Regions from separate parts of the Homo sapiens genome. Here region 2 is linked to region 1. Evidence: read pairs that join two places in POLR2A ChIA-PET (ENCODE). Cell type or tissue: A673. All regions are shown on one strand. Each heading gives the region's core, and the rest is flanking DNA. Links, peaks and the distances in the headings are about the cores only.

Region 1 (8,311 bases), core at 1,703-6,702:
ACAATGGTGCTGCTTATAAGCTTATATATATGATCAATCCATACTCCTCCCCTCCCCTGCAAGAGATGGGGCACCAGGAGGCAGCTTCAGGACACTTCCCAGGCCTCCTGAACCCCACTCACCCCATCTACATCACCAGTGGAGGGAGCAAGGGAGCTGTGAGTGGCGGATGTGGGGGAGGTGGCAGGCGTGGTTAAGAATGGTTAGAATTCTCACTGTCTCAGAATCTCCAGGGGGCAGCCTCCTTAATTTACAGCCAGGGTAAGATTAGGGAACTAGAAACGTTCCTTTATTCAAACAATCCAGAGAGATCTATGGAGGGGTAGACACTCGGCCAGGAAGACATGACATGCCTTTAAAAAGACTGAGGCCAAGAGATGTTTCTTCAGGTTAAAAAGAAAGCATCAAATCATAAAACTGAAGCTAGAAGAGGCCCCGGGAGAGCTCCCATTCACACCCGTTACCCACAAAGAAGGCAAAAGTCTGGTTGCAGTTGCCTATCTGGATGAGGGGCCAGCTTCGGCTGGGGTGTTTTGTTCAGCAAGCACGAAACATTTTAAAATGCTTTACCCTTAATTAGTTGCCAACCTCTAAAGATCTGGAGATGTCATATTCACAAATGTAAAAACCAAAAATTCCAGCTTCCCTTGGCAAATCAGAAGATCTGGAGAACATTGAGTGTGGCTCACAGCTGCCTCCTCAGCAAGTGAACCCCAGCAGGTCCTGGCCCTCCTTGGATATCTATGCTCCCTGCCTGGCCCTGCAGTGGTAGACTTTGTCCTCTTAGGCATGGACCAACGTTTCTCTACCTAGTGTTTTGCCTAGGGAGCTCCTAGAACATATCCATACCTGGGCTTATACCAGTTAAGTCAGAATCTTGGAGTCTGGGGAAGGATCCAGGTTCAGAGGAGTTTTTAAGTCCCCAGGTGATTCTAGCCTGCAGCTAGGGTAAAGAATGGCTGGGCTGGGGCCATGAACGGCAGATGATAAATTGTTCACTTCTAGACGCCTCTTGGTGGTTAATTTTACTTTTTCGCCATTTTGTAAGTTTTTCATTATATCCAATCAAAATCTGGTTTTCTCTTACTCCATCCTTCTCAGCCCCTCACACATTTGACAGTAACGAAGTCGCCACTCCACCTTCTCTCCCTAAAACAGCCTCGGTTCTTTTAGTCTCTCCTCTTTCCACCTCATTATTTGATTTCCCCATTCTGAACCCCTTCCCTCCAATTTCTGCATATTCTTTTTAAAGTACAGTGGACAAAATTAAGAACAATACCCTAACCATTATTTTACTAGAGTAGAATTCAGTAGAAGTATTTATTTCTAGTTTTGATATGTCATATGTAATATTTCAGAATCACATTTATTTCTTTTAACAACACTTCTACTTAATCATCATCTGGTTTTTATTAACAAGAAACTCATGTGCAAAAATCTGAGAAACCCCACTCTGAGATGGAAAACCAAAATTTGGGACACATTTTTTCTTTCTTTCTTTTTTTTTGAGACGGAGTCTCACCCTGTTGCCCAGGCTGGAGTGCAATGGTGTGATCTCGGCTCACTGCAACCTCTGCCTCCTGGGTTCAAACAATTCCCCTGCCTCAGCCTCTCTAGTAGCTGGGATTACAGGTGCCCACCATTACGCCTGGCTATTTTTTGTATTTTCAGTAGAGACGGAGTTTCACCATTTTGGCCAGGCTGGTCTTGAACTCCTGACCTCAGGTAATCCGCCTGCCTCGGCCTCCCAAAGTGCTGGGAATACAGGCGTGAGCCACTGTGCCTGGCCAATTTGGGGCAAATTTAAGCACCAAATGTCAAGCATTATTTTTGAGGCAGACAGACATCAATCTTTCCCCAGGGCCATAACCTGATAAATAAAATTAAAGAGACCATATGTGTCCATATGGACACCATGTGTGTACAAGCAATTGGTTAGTGTATTTTTAGGCAAATTCTAAGCTATACTGATTACTACTTTTCTGAGGATTATTATATTTTAATTTTTCCACTTTGTAGTCTTTCTGTCTTTTCTACTTGCTCTCATTAAGCCAATCCTCCAATGTCAGGTTAAAAGAAAAGCTGCTTGGTGGGAGATGGAAGACACGCAGAAATCGTAGCCTATCTCTTAGGCTAGGAGTTAGATATTACTTTGATGGATATCTGATATTATCCTGTTACACCCATTATATGGATGAGGAAACGGAGACCTGGAAAGTTTAAGTAGTTGTTCACTGTTCATTGCTCACACTCCCAACACAGGGTCCTGGCTCTGGTAAGCCCCTCTGGGGAAGGTGAGGTCTTCCATTGGCTATCAGCCCCTGACCGTGGAGGCCAGACACCACATCAAGAAACCTGAGCCTCAGAGACTGCAGTAGTTAGACTTCAGGTCCGCCTGCCTCTGTATCACATATTTGGGCCTCAGCCAAATCAACACAGAAATGCACTTGAAACATTAAACAGGACGTTCTGAAACCACGTGACTCTGTGAAACGCTCCTCGGAACCTTTAGGGAAGGGCCGAGTTTCTTTAAGAAATGTGTAAACGACAGAGACACACACCCTTGCATGATGCCAGCTCTGTAAAATTAAAACCTTGTCTGGAATTAAATATAAAACTGAGTTGAACTTCAAGATTCCTTTTAGCAATCTATAGTAAGGAAAAAAAACCACACCCCCCACACTCATATTTTGGGGAGAAAGGAGGGAATTGAGGTCTTTTCACTTCATGTCTGCCCTCTTAAACCCCTTGTGCGAAGAGAAGGAAGAAACGAGTTCTGGGCGCGGCGAGAGACTGAGGCCTGCAGGGCTCTGAAATCCCAAAGGCGCTGAGATCTCAAAGAAACCCAGACGCGCCCCCTCCGGGGCCCGGACTCAGCGATGCGCGCCGCTCCCTGAGACGCCGCCACGCCCGTGTCCCTGCAGGACCGGCCGCAGCCGCCACTGCGCAGCGCACAAAGGTCCCCACGGGCTGGAACACTGGCCTCATCTCGTTTCGAGCCAACCGTAAAACGCGCCTTCTCTCCATCTTCAAAAAGGGCCGGAAAGATCGGGGGCGGGACGGGGCTGCCTGCCCTGGCTGCCTAGGCCAAGGTTATTTCCTTTGTGTGTGGATCCCCAAAGCATAGGGCGGTTCCAAGCCCGGCGCTGGCAACCCTGCACTCAACGCCCCCGTCTGCAGCCTTCCGGGCTGTCGCCTCCTCGCCAGCGCGCACCACCTCCAGACGAGGCGTGGCGACGCGCGTCTCGGGGCCCTCCCGCAGCCCCGCCGCACGCGCGCCCGCCTCTCCTATCCCTGCCTTTCCGTCCCCGCCACCGGTCTGGAAGCTTTAAGCGCCTAGCCGCCTGCCAGCAGCGCGGGGGACACAGATACTCACGTTTCCAATTGCGTCCCGAAGCGCGCACTGCCCCCGCCGCTGTAATTAGAAGGACAGGAAAGGGCTCTGAGAGCTGCCTTTCAGGCAGCGAGAGGTGACAAGCAGGCGACCAGCTGAAAGCCCCTCATTTTCTGCAAGCTCACTCAAAATGCTCCTCAGTGCCGCCAGCGCAGCTGCCAGGTTTAATAACTGTGTCAGACCGCCCGCCCCTCCCCCACAAGGAGCCACAAAGATGACAGGCGGGGAACTAAATCCGCATGCCTAGCCGCAGTCACCCGGCCTCAGCCCCAGCGACGCCGCCGCTGAAGTGACTGTGCAGGGAAAGACCATGAAAAGGTGCAAATGCCAGCCTTGACCTAGGAATTCTCCAGAGACCACTTCCTTCACTCCGAGCAGAAATCGGATCCTTTTCCCAACAGTATTTCTGAAACAAAACAAGAGGCAGGCGCCTTTCCAGTTAACCTAACATGCATTTCAAATGCAAAAGGCTCTTTCGCAGCAACACTCGTCCCTATTTCTACTGGATTTCTGGGTATCGGTGGGATATTCTGCGCACCATGCAAAGCGTAAGAAGCTCATTCAACTGCTCTGCTCCCGTTTCAGTCGCGCGCACCAACACTCGTGTCTGTCCCCAGGACCCTGGCCAACAGAACCTTACTGTCTGAGGGGGCTCCTTGGCAGTTCCTCGTCGATTTGGACCATTTCCAAAGCACGGGCAGCTCCTTGATAGCGACTCAATCTTGTCAAGCAGGAAGGAATCAGTGGTTCTGTTTTGCAAGTGGAATATCAAAGTAAAGTACTCCACCGAAGTTAGAATTTTATAACATATATATATGTGTGTATATATATATATATATATATACACACATATATATATGTATAAAAAGACTGATCCCGAGCGCACGGCAGCCCGGCGACCACGCCCCAGGCCCCGAGTGCCCCGACTCCGCCCAGAGAGCCCTTCCCCGCGAGGCCCAGCCAGCCGCACCTGCCTCTGCGGGGGGTGGTTTCCCGGGAAACTCCGGAGAGCCTGTTCTCCCTCCAGACACGCGGTTCCCTTGACAACTGCGACTTAGCACTAGGCCTTCTAAGAAGAATGTCCATGAATGCCTGTTTTAAATCACAGATTCAAAGAGATTGACGAGGGTGGTTGGGCAGGAATAAGACGGCAGTGATTTGGGGGAATGGAAGAGGGGCCGCGCGAGCCTGAGTGGGGTCAGTGGCTATCGCAGGCGAGGGACTGCGTCGCTCGCCCTTCCCTACCAGTGAGTTAATACCTGGCTTTAGAATGAATTCCATCATTCCCTTCGGCTTATTTCCTTTTCTCTATTTATTTTCCTTAAGATACTATTTAAACAGTTATTTTGCACTGACAGAGCACTAGCTGGCTCCAGGTAGGAGTGAGGAGAAGCCCATAAAGATGTATGAAACAGAGGTGAGACTTCATGGGAATAATATTTGGCTATAGATGATCTCGTGCACAGAAATTCAAGAATTGTTTCAAATACAGTCTTGCATCATCAGGCCATGATGCTTATGAAATTTCACTCATGATTTCAGTCGGTTTCTATGGAGAAAAGAGGAAGTGTAGATGAGACTATGCATATTTATTAAACATTTAAATGTTCACATGCCACCTGGTTCCTTTTGTTTTGGTTTTGTTGTTGTTTGTTTGTTTGTTGAGACACAGCTTCACTCTATTGCCCAGGCTGGAGTGCAGTGGTGCCATCTTTGCTCACTGCAACCTCCGCCTCCTGGGTTCAGGTGATTCTCGAGTCTCAGCTTCCCGAATAGCTGGGAATACAGGCGTGAGCCACCAAGCCAGGCTAATTTTTGTATTTTTAGTAGCGATAGGGTTTCACCATGTTGGCCAGGCTGGTCTTGAGCTCCTGGCCTCAAGTGATCCGCCCACCTTGACCTTCTCAAGTACAGCTATTACAGGTGTGAGCCACTGCCTGACCTCTATCTTGTTACTTTTGGTTACAGACATATCATACTAATCACACCACAAATAGGCGCTAAAAGGTAAAATGAAACAAGTTAATGAGCTTGCATCTAAGGCATAAGAAGATTGTATATAAAAAAAATTACACATGCCCCGTACTGGTTTATCCTATGATCAATTATGTATTCCGTATTTGAGCTATTAAAAGTTAAAGATCAGTGGCATGTTTGAATTAATGAGATTTTACTATACACATTATGGTAATATGATTATATTAATCTCTGGGTTGAGACTGAAATATGTACATACAAATGCATCCTTTAAAAAGTCATAAATTCATTTCTGAAAAGTTTCACATGCATCCAATTTTCACAAAGCAAGTGATATTTCCATATTCTAGGGAAACGGTTTATGCAAAATAAAACACACAAGAAAATTTCTTCATAAAGCAAAAAAACCTTTTTGTTAAGAAAAATCATGCGTGTAATCCCAGCACTTTGGGAGGCTGAGGCGGGCGGATCATGAGGTCAGGAGATCAAGACCATACTGGCCAACATGGTGAAACCCTGTCTCTACTACAATACAAAAAAAAAAATTAGCCAGGTGTGGTGGTATGCGCATGTAGTCCCAGCTACTCGGGAGGCTGAGGCAAGGGAATCGCTTGAATCTGGGAGGCAGAGATTGCAGTAAGACAAGATCGCACCACTGCACTCCAGCCTGGCGACAAGAGCGAGACTCCAACTCAAAAAAAAAGAAAGAGAAAAATCATCTAATTTCTGTTTTTAAATTTTGTTTATTTATTTATTATTTTGAGATGGAGTCTCACTCTGTCACCCAGGCTGGAGTGCAGAGGTGTGATTCTGGCTCACTGCAACCTCTGCCTCCCAGGTTCAAGCCATTCTCCTGCCTCAGCTTCTCAAGTAGCTGGTGCTCACCACCAAGCCCAGCTAATTTTTGTATTTTTAGAAGAGTCGGAGTTTCACCATGTTGGCCAGGCCTGTCTCGAACTCCTGACCTCAAGTGATCCACCCATCTCAGCCTCCCAAAATGCTGAGATTACAGGTGTGAGCCTGTGCCTAGCCTAATTTCTGTTTTGAAAATTCACATGCTGTATCCTGAATCTGCTTTGAAGCACAAATTTTGTAAACATGTGACACACATGTTTATTTGCAAATGGAGATCCCTAAAGCAGAAATATGTATACCCAGCAATAGAATAGACATCCCTACATAGGCATCTCCTAATACATTTCATGTTTGAGAAAACAGAAAATTCTAAACAGATCATCTTCACTTTTAACAAAAATTAACAATGAACATTGTAGAAGTCAGTTAAAAGATACTAAGAATGCAGTCATTGAAAAATGTCTTTCTAAAGGATAATTAAGAGCAGGACGATTATATTCAGAATATTATATTAACTGATAATATTAAGTGAGATTCAAAACAGTAGATAGTTGTGATTCCAATCTTTTTCAAAATTATATGTGTGTATACTTACGACTATGATGATTTGAGGGAATTCTTGGCTTTATACTTGCCAATTTTTTTTCTTTTTCCTTTCATCTTTTTCTTTTTTCTTTTTTTTTTTCTTACTCTGCCCCCCAGGTTGCAGTGCAGTGATACAAACATGGCTCACTGAAGCCTTGATCTCCTGGGCTCAAGTAATCCTTCTGCCTCAGCCTCTCTGAGTAGCTGGGACTACAGGTGTGTACCACCATGCTTGACTAATTTAACAAATTTTTTTTTTGTAGAGACAGGGTCTTGCCATGTTGCCCAGGTTGGCCTCAAACTCCTGGGCTCAAGCAATCCTCTCGCCTTGGCATCCCAAAGTGCTGGGATTACAGGCATGAGCCACCATGCCTGGCAATATTTTCTATTTCATTTTATTTTCTATTTTATTTATTTTAGAGACAAGGTCTCGCTATGTTGCCCAGGCTGGTCTTGAACTCCTGGCCTCAATCAATGCTCCTGCTTTGACCCCTATATTTTCCATGACAAACATTTCCATGGAGAGCAGTGTGGTAGAGTGGTTAAGATGGTAGATTCAAAGTCAGAGGCCAGGTGCAGTGGCTCATGCTTGTAATCCCAGCACTTTGCAGGGCTGAGGTGGGAGGATTGCTTGAGGCCAGGAGGTTGAGACCAGCCTGGACAACACAGGGAGATCTTGTCCTACCAAAAATAAAAAATTAGCTGGGTGTGGTGGTGGGTGCCTGTAGTTCCAGCTACTCGGGAGACTAAGATGGGAAGATCCCTTGAGCCTAACAGATTGAGGCTGCAATGAGCTTTGACTGCATCACTGCATTCCAGCCTAAGTGGCAGAGTGAGACTCTCTAAAAAATAAACAAACAACCCCCCCAAAAGTCGGATAGATCTGGCTTTAAATCTCAGCTGCTACTTCCTGTGTGTTCTCATTTGAAAAATGGGATTAATAATAGCACGTTACTCAGCATGGTTGGAAGGATTAAGTGAGATAATGCCTGAAGAATACTCAGCACAGGACCTGGCACATGGAAGAATGTGCTCATTTTGGCAAATGTGTTTATCCTAATTTGTAGGCTTTTTTTTTTTCCAGGATTTTAGTTCTACATTGCACATTTTTGACCCTTCAATTAGACCTTCTTTTTATTCTTCTCCTTTGTCTTTGTCTTTCTTCTTCTGACAGGATCTCACTGTGTTGCCCAGGCTACAGTGCAGTGGCGAGATCACAGCTCATAGCAGCCTCCACCTCCTGGGCTCAAGTGATCCTCCCACCTCAGCCTCTTGAGTAGTTGGGACCACAGGCACATGCCCCCACTCCCAGCTAATTTTTTAAATTTTTAATAGAGAAGAGGTCTTGCTATGTTGCCAAGTGGGTCTCGAACTCCTGAGCTCAAGCAATTCTCACCTTGGCCTCCCAAAGTGCCCAGCCCACTATTATTAATATTTTATAAATGCAACATTGCTTATATTTGTACACAGTTTTTACCTATATTTCTCATCATTCCTTTT
Region 2 (8,311 bases), core at 1,539-6,538, 110 kb before region 1:
CCAAAGATCCCCAGATTTGCCAGGATAATGATCCTTCCCTGGATACCCACACTAGGAAGAACATTTGACTACTCCTAATGGGACAATGTGCTCAGAAGAACTGAGGCACAGAATGAGCTAATAAGCACTGTGGAAAGTCTGAATCAGTCCGAATATGTCATGAGGAATACACTCAATATACAACGGCCTTCAATCAAAGCGTTGGGGCACTACCACAGTTTCTGGTCTCCTTGATTAAAAAAGCAACAAATGTTTTATATACATGCTTTGCTGGTCTCCTTTCCCCATCTTGTTTTCTAAATTGTCAGAGACCCTTCTTACCCACATAACCAGTGGAAGTCAGTGCACTATAATGAAAGAAATCAGAATATAGAACTGCTCTTCTATATGCTGGAGAGCTGCAAAACTAACTTCTGAAGGGATCCGTGTGAAAACATGCCTGGGGTGGACTTCGCCTGTAAAGAAGCTCGAATGCTTTTGGATGTAGGAACTAACATCAGACACATTGACAAAAAGCCAGTAGAAAGGAAATGGTAGCAAACGCAGAAAGAACCACTTTAAAATAATACAAATGGTCAACATTAGTTTGATATTGACCTTAGCCAAAAAGAGTTTTCATATGGAAGACTAGCTGAGGTTCCCTGTCTGTGGAAAACAAACAGCAAGACCTCTTACAAAGAAGCTCACTCCCCTTTGTCCAGCTCAGTGTCACCTGCTCAATCTGACCATTCTGTTCAAAATTGCATATTGCCACCAGTTACCTAGCACTGCTATCCCCAGTCCTTGCTAGGTTTTTCTCCGTAGCACGGGTCACCTCCTGTTATAGACTCCATGTCTGTGTCCCTCCCAAATTCATATGTTGAAGCCCTAACCCCCAATGTGATGGGATCAGGAGGTGAGGCCTTTGGGAGGTGATTAGGTCATGAGGGTAGAGCCCTTATGATGGGATTAGTGCCCCTGTAAGAGGAGATAAGAGGGAGACTGCTTTCCCACTCTGTCTGCTCTCTGCCATGTGGGCCATCTGCCTATAAAGCCAGAAGAGGGCCTCACTAGAACCCACCATGGGGGCACCCTGATCTCAGATTTCCTAACCTCTAGAACTGTGAGACAATACATTCTTTTTGTTTAAGTCATCCAATCCATGGCATTTTTGTTATAGCAGCTGGAACTAAGCCTTCCGACATACTATGTAATTTATATATTTTGGATATTGTCTCCGCCCTCCCCCTAGAATGTAAGGCCTACAAGGGCACAGATTTGCATCTGATTATTCACTGCAGTAGTTCCAGCACCTAGAAGTGTCCTGGTACATAGTAGACATTATCTTTTGAATGAATCAAACTAGCGAAATATAACATGGAAACGGACTTATTCACAGCAGCAGCAAAGAGCAGCACTTGCTGAATTCCATGATAAAGAGTGTGGTTGTTGCCGGTCATCTGAATGTTTGCACTTGACCTTGGACATTACCTGCTTCCCAATGTGATAGTCTTTTTTTTTTTCTTTTTGAGACAGGGTCTCCCTCTGTCACCCGTGCTGCAGTGCAGTGACATGCTCACAGCTCACTGCAACCTCCACCTCCGAGGCTTAAGTGAGAGTCCCACCTTAGCCTCCCAAGTAGCTGGGACCACAAGTGGGCACCACCACACCCAGCTAATTTTTGTATTTTTGTAGAGAAGGGGTGCCACTATGTTGCACAGCTGGTTTCGGACTCTTGGGCTCAAGTGATCCTCTCGCTTCAGCCTCCCAAACTGCTGGGATTACAGGCGTGAACCACCATGCCCAGCCTCCCATGTGATAGTCTAATGCTTAGCAACATAAACCATCATCCAGAGGGTAAACATTAGTGACATATTTTAACATGTTCATAGATGCAGAAAAAGAAACAGAACTATTGAGTACATGAAAGCGCCTTCACAAAAATTATGACAGTGAGAAACATCTGGCATAGAAAAATTATGACAGTGAAAGGAATCTGACATAGGTGACTCCATCTTGCTTCTAACCTCCATGCTGTCTTTGTTTATTCCTAGATGTAGGCCGAACTAACTTTGGGAGCAATTTAGTTTATAGTTTAACTTTAAAACAGGAATGATAACAGCCCTTTCCTGAAACAAGCCTCTCCTTGCTCAGGATCAAAACTACCTTTATAAAACTAACAAATCAGCCACAAGGTTAGAATTATGGTTCAGTAAGGAGCCATGTAGCCACAGGTCGCAAGATTCCTACCCTCCCCAATTGCTCCTACAGATAACATCACTATTGTATTGTGCAGGGTCTGGATTTTATTGAATAAATAAATACAATAAAAAATAAAAAACATCACTATTGTAAAACCTAAGATTGGTGTTCAAGATATTTTTCAGACCCTGTATTCTGATGGACCAGCTGGCACCACCCAAACCAGTAAACTGGCTCCACAAGTTTTGTAATTCCATCCAGGAAGTGAAGACAGCCAGAAGACAGCTTCGACCTCCTATGATTTCATCCCTGACCCAAGCAATCAACACTCCCCATTCCCTAGCCCCCTGCCCACCAAACTACCCTTGAAAAACCCTAGCCTTGGAATTTTGGGGGAGTCTGATTTGAGTAATAAAGTCCAGTCTTCCACTTAGCTGGTTCTGCATTTATTAAACTCTTTCTCTATTGCAATACTGTTGTCTTGGTAAATCGGCTGTATCTGTGCACTGGGCAAGAAGAACTATTGGGCAATTACAGACACATATGCATGAAAATAAAAAGCCTAAGAAGGTTGGCACATAAATCCCTTATTAATGGGGGCTTGCCAACTAAACAGAGCTTGTTGTGGGAAAAGCAATTCAATGATCACATAACAAAATCCTTGGGCATAAAAATATCCAGCTCCAGCGTTTCTTCCCTCACATCATCTCTGGTGTTTTTCCTGGCTCACTTTCTCAAATCTCCTACAATTTGGTGGCAATTAACCCCCAAATGCAAAAGAACTTGATAGGAGAAGCTGAAATGAGAGAAAAATGCCTATGTCCACAATTCTAAGATTTAGACCACATTTTCCATCCCAAATTATACCATTTAGATCAGAAAACTATCCACACTCTTTATTGCTGACACCACAGTGAGTAAGAGCAGGAAGAAAGAATGGCAGAGAAAAGCCAAAGTTAAATCGCTCTTCTGGAGAAGGGGAGGGAGCTGGCAAAATCTTGTTTGCCTGTTGTAGGGAATGTGGTAGGGTAACAGAGGCCAAGATTCTACTGAAAAACAAAATTTTAACATGTGATTTGTGGGTAAGAGGTCACATATTTGATTATACATCATCCTAAAGGTACTCAATTACATTCCTACAGTCTAATTTTATGGCATTCCTGCGTTATTGCTTCTCTTTGGTGCCACTTTAGTTGGACTTATTTATTAAGATGCCTTTTTTTTTCTCTCCCTAAGACAGAGTCTCCCTCTGTCTCCCAGGCTGGAGTACAGTGGTGTGATCTTGGCTTACTGCAACGTCCACCTCCCAGGTTCAAGTGATGCTCCTGCCTCAGCCTCCAGCATAGCTAGGATTACAGGTGTACCCCACCACAACCAGCTAAATTTTTGTATTTTTAGTAGCGAGAGGGTGTCACCATACTGGCCAGGCTGGTCTCGAACTCCTGGGCTCAAGCAATCCACCGGCCTTGGCCTCTTAAAATGCTGGGATTACAGGCATGAGTCATTGTGCCTGGCCCAGCCCATTTTTTATTGTTCTCATGCAGACATGCAAACATCTGCTTTCCAAGCAATTACAAATCTTCTGGTACATTTATAGAAAGGAAATCCTGAACCATTTGGATTATCTATAAATCACAGTATGCTACCCTGTACCTGCCAGAACATGTGGTATAAATTAAAACATGATGAAAAGGGTATTCTTAATTTTTAAAATTTCAGCCTATTATAATTTGCCTGCAATTGAATTGCATTGTTACTGAGGTCTCAATTAGAAGAAAAGAGGACAATCTTTAGTGAAATTAAAACAGGGTGACCCATTTCCAGTTAAATCAAGCCTCTATCCCAGATGGGCCATTTTGTAAATCAGAAGGCTAGATGCATTATCTTTCCTGATGATGATGATGATGATCATGATGATGATGATGATGATGTGTGTGTGTGTGTGTGTGTGTGTGGGGGGGGGGGTGGGTGTGTGGGTGGGTGTGTGTGTTTTGGGGGGAAGGCATTCAGAAGCCATCCCCTTTAACTTTTGTCTTCAGGCAGGGTGTGTCCAAGCTCTCCAAGGTTCTTTTTCTCCTTATTTTCAGAGTCAGATATATGACAGCTTCCTCAGATGAACTGGTTTTTACCAAATGGAAGCTGATTTTTAAGCTGAGCCCCTGACTTGTCTTTATGATATATCATAAAGACATATTTCCCCTACCTCTTTCTTTAGTATATAAAGAAGGCCATTGCCTCACCTTTGGCAGCCGATTGTTAAGATTAGGCTGCGTCTGTGTGGTGGAATGTTAAGTGGTCAGGCTAATAGACATTCATCTCACAGCACTCTGGGACAGTCAAGATGCTCGGGGTCTCCTCTCTCCACACCCATCACTTTGCCAGGTCTCCTCCCTTGCTTTGCTTGGGGACTACACAAAGAGGCTAAGTATTCTGGGACCACAAAAAAAGGTAGAGGTCAGCAAGGGGACTAGGTGCTGGTACCAATTCTAGGGGTTGGAAGAAACTAGCAAGAAGGGAAAAGAGAAAATTATTTCACAACAGAACTAAGAGACACAGCTCTACATAATAGGAACCTCCTGTTTGCTCCTGGTATATACGAAGCACATTATTTAATTCTGTTGTTGATTAGAATAAGTACTTAAATTAATAATGTTTAAAGACAATAACAAAAAGCACTTAATGGAAAAATAGAGGCTGTCGAGAATGTGAAGACCGAAGAGGTAAAGTAGAAGGGAATAGAAACATTTGCATACTAAAAGCAGAAATCTGTTTCCTGCAGTGATGCTATTTGAATACTTGGCTCATTATTTTCTCACTTTCTGGTCCAATCTAAAGCTCCAATTTCTATGAGGAAATCTAATCCGTTAAATTCAGACCATCTGCACAATGAAAATATTCAGAAAACCCTAATAGCCAACCCTATAATGGAGCAAATTCTACTCTGAACTACAGCCTTTATATAAGTAATAAAGGGACAGAGATGGCACCAGAGATTAAAGAAAAAGGCTATCACAGGTATGTGCAAATCATCATTTTGCCATAGTAAAAAGTAATTGAAGTCATATTTTTTGAAGAAAAAACTATGACAGTAAATAATTTGGCAGCACATTTTTTAAAATTCAAAAGTATTTCTCTTCTACACATTTCAATAATACCTCAAATATTTGGGTAGTTTTAGTTTTATAAGAGAAATAATTAAAAGAGGCACAAGGGAGTCTTAGAAATTGCTACATATTTGGGATTTTCCCCTACCTAATAAAAAGAGATAAAAGAAAGCCCTAAGTATGGAGAAATTAACGCCTAAGGATACCCAGATAAAGAACATTTTCATTTCTTAGTAAGACAAAGAATGAATGTTTTAACTTTATTTCACAAGCAACAAAATCCATGAAGCTTTTGTTATAATAAAAAAAAATTAAGTCATTGCAGGACTATAGTATTACCTATGGAAAAAACGTGTATAGATTTTAGTCTTCTTTTAAAAAATGTGTGGGTTATATATGCTGCATTCATATATCTTGAAACAGCACGTTCTATCAGAGAAAATTTTTACATTCAGCTGTGTTTTAACCTTTCCAATGCAAATCACTTGTGTCTTCCTAGGAGAAAATTGGACAGAAACACTTAAAGGTTTAGGAAGGGTTACTACTCCTGTCTCTGCATCCGAAAGCTGCTTTCTCATACCACAGCACACATGAAACTTCTCATTGTGTGCTGCTTGGGAGGGGCGTGCATTATTTAACATTATAGTGGGTTAGGAACAGTGGGGCTCAAGCCTCTGCCTGAAATAATGAAAGACACCAGAAAACAGATTCACACTAGGCAGAACTGAATCCTAACACTAAGACGTCATTTGAAGAATTCTGCATGAACAAATGGCTCTCCTTACATATAAACTGGAGTTTAAAACCTTCTTTTAAAACAAATTTTCATAAGGAATAAAACTGCTGTAACATGATCTAAGCCAGAGAAACAATCTTTTAAACACCTCATTTTGAAAGCTATTACATTGAAACTGTCTTTTCCTTAAGACAATAATACCATTTTATCTTTTGGTTCAGAAATCCATTTATTAACATTCAATTTTTAATTTAAAACAAACTGCCTTGCTACTTGCTCTCCTATCCCCCCAAAAGAAGGAATAATGTCAGGGTGGGGCATACTTGTAGAAAAAGCTCTGACACAAAAATAATCCCCACTGTTTCAGGAAGCAAACCTAAGGACCAACCCAAAACCCAAGGGTTTTTTTTTTTCTTTTTTTCTTTTCCCTGTGTAATGCTATCATTGAGCTCCACCCAGATTTGACTGTACTTCAAAGACAGGAAAAAAAATTGTCAGAAAAAAAGCAAATTATCTCCTACATGTTTGTTTGCTGGCCCTCAATGGCATTCAGAATTCGGAGGGTCGAGTCATGCATTATGAATGAATGGGTTTCCAATGGTAACTGCCAGCCATGGAACTCAACCCCAGGATTCTCTAATAGAGGACAGAGTGGGGGGAGGGTCGCACGTTCTCCTCTACCCTGGGGCAGCGAGGAAGGAATCCTGCAAATCAAATATTTCATCTCCATGTTTGCACCCAACAGAGAGATGCAGGGGGCAAAATTCTTCTATTTAAAACAAGCCAAGATACACACTAAAATAAAGACTGGTAAAAATACAAATCTAGTCAGATCACATTAGAACTTGATAAGAAAATCTTGCATGATTTTCTCCCCATACTTGTTAATTTGGTGCCTTTGTTTAAGCAAAGAATGGGTCTGCATTTTACAGCTACAGAGGATGCAGCATCACCATGAGAGATGAAGGGAGAAAAAAGAACCGAGAGAGCAGGAGAAATCAGTTATCCACCTGGCACAATACTAAGCAGTCTGAACATTTAGGACCTACCCATTTCTGAAGACAAACAGACTAACCAACGAGGCAAAGAATTAAATCCTCCCAAGTCTGTCGCTGCAGCTACGCGGCAATCCAAAAGAACAACGCACGTTTCTGCTAACACTTCAAGTTGGGAAGCACCATGCAAAGAGACTGGTTAAAATTCCCTACCATGCAGTGCAGCCATCATCAGAAGCCCAGCATATCTTCTGCTCTAAGTAGTGATGTGCCAGTTCATGCACAGAACAGAGGAAGAGAAAAATGGAGGAAATGAGAGAAGGCTGGAAGTCGGCAGGAATGTTTCTGGGTCATTAACAAGTGGAAGACCCCCTTCAGTATTCACACCAATCGGTCTTGATCTTACAGGACATCTTTTTCTCACTGAGCGTCTGTTGAAAAGACTGCAGCAAACCAGGCAAGGGATTATGGGATAGGGATGCAGCAGCGAGCTGCAATGAGATTCGTGGGTGGCTTGCTTTCCCTCTGAGTCAGCAGTCAGCTGTTTCCATGCTCTCGTGCTGGGCCGCTGAGCTCCATCACCAGAAAGTGACTGCAGGATTCACCAGGGGAGAGGCGACCAGTGCAGTCTCCGTGCAACGCAGCCGGGGCAGGTACAGGGAGTGCTACAAATCAGACGAAGGGAGTGCTGGGACGCAAACGGTGAACGCAGTGAGAATAGATTCTAGGAAGAAACTGGGCATATGGTACCTCAATATGAAAAGTTCACATTTAGAGAAGAGCTTTGCGTGAGTGTGAGAGCACACACTTGCTCGTTAGAAAGAGAGACGACTGATTTCCTTAGATGTCTCAAGTAGCTTTAAACACATATCATAATTTTTTTAAATGCAAAAAACAAACAAACAAACAAACAGTCCAGTTCCACAAGCCCCTACTACTTTTCCTCTCTTGGTATTTACCCCAGGGCAGGGTCTATAAAGTACGGTTCCACAAAGTCAAATCATGCAATGACATTTCTTTGCTTTTTGTGGTTCTAATGATTCAGAGAAAAATCATATGGTACATATTTTGATTCGGGGATAACCAGACCTTGTTCTTCTTCTGATCATGAAGTTTTCAGTTAAAAGTTGAGAAACTTGACAAATAACATAACTTAATTTCCTGCCAAGTCATTAAACTTAGTTGTAAAAGGTATAAATAATGTAAAAATGATCAGCAAGTAGCCATATGATAGTGATTAGGTCTCCATATTACAAATAATAATTTAGAATAAAAAATCTTACATATCAGAGTAG

The links. Peaks named below come from ENCODE experiments on the same cell type or tissue, not always from the same donor. Only the 100,000 strongest peaks of a DNase experiment are listed, where the experiment ranks them.
Region 2: POLR2A ChIA-PET joins it to region 1 with 6 read pairs; 3 of 35 experiments call an interaction of 5 or more read pairs at or near these places.

Annotation. Positions count from the first base shown.
Region 1 is chr4:153,148,336-153,156,646 of GRCh38, reverse strand. It overlaps a transcript of TRIM2 not described here. Among named protein-coding and RNA genes, the nearest start is that of TRIM2, 52 kb to the left of the region's middle. RefSeq lists a silencer at 3,194-3,283. In A673, for the core only: no CTCF peak of the experiment used is centred there; DNase peaks (open chromatin) are centred at 2,876, 3,246, 3,586, 4,406 and 2 weaker places; H3K4me3 peaks cover 1,860 bases; H3K27ac peaks cover 1,877 bases.
Region 2 is chr4:153,256,526-153,264,836 of GRCh38, reverse strand. The region is part of intron 1 of TRIM2 (tripartite motif containing 2); the gene reads right to left. Among named protein-coding and RNA genes, the nearest start is that of TRIM2, 56 kb to the right of the region's middle. RefSeq lists enhancers at 4,706-5,222, 6,963-7,608. In A673, for the core only: no CTCF peak of the experiment used is centred there; DNase peaks (open chromatin) are centred at 3,706, 4,996 and 5,906; H3K4me3 peaks cover 2,290 bases; H3K27ac peaks cover 3,496 bases.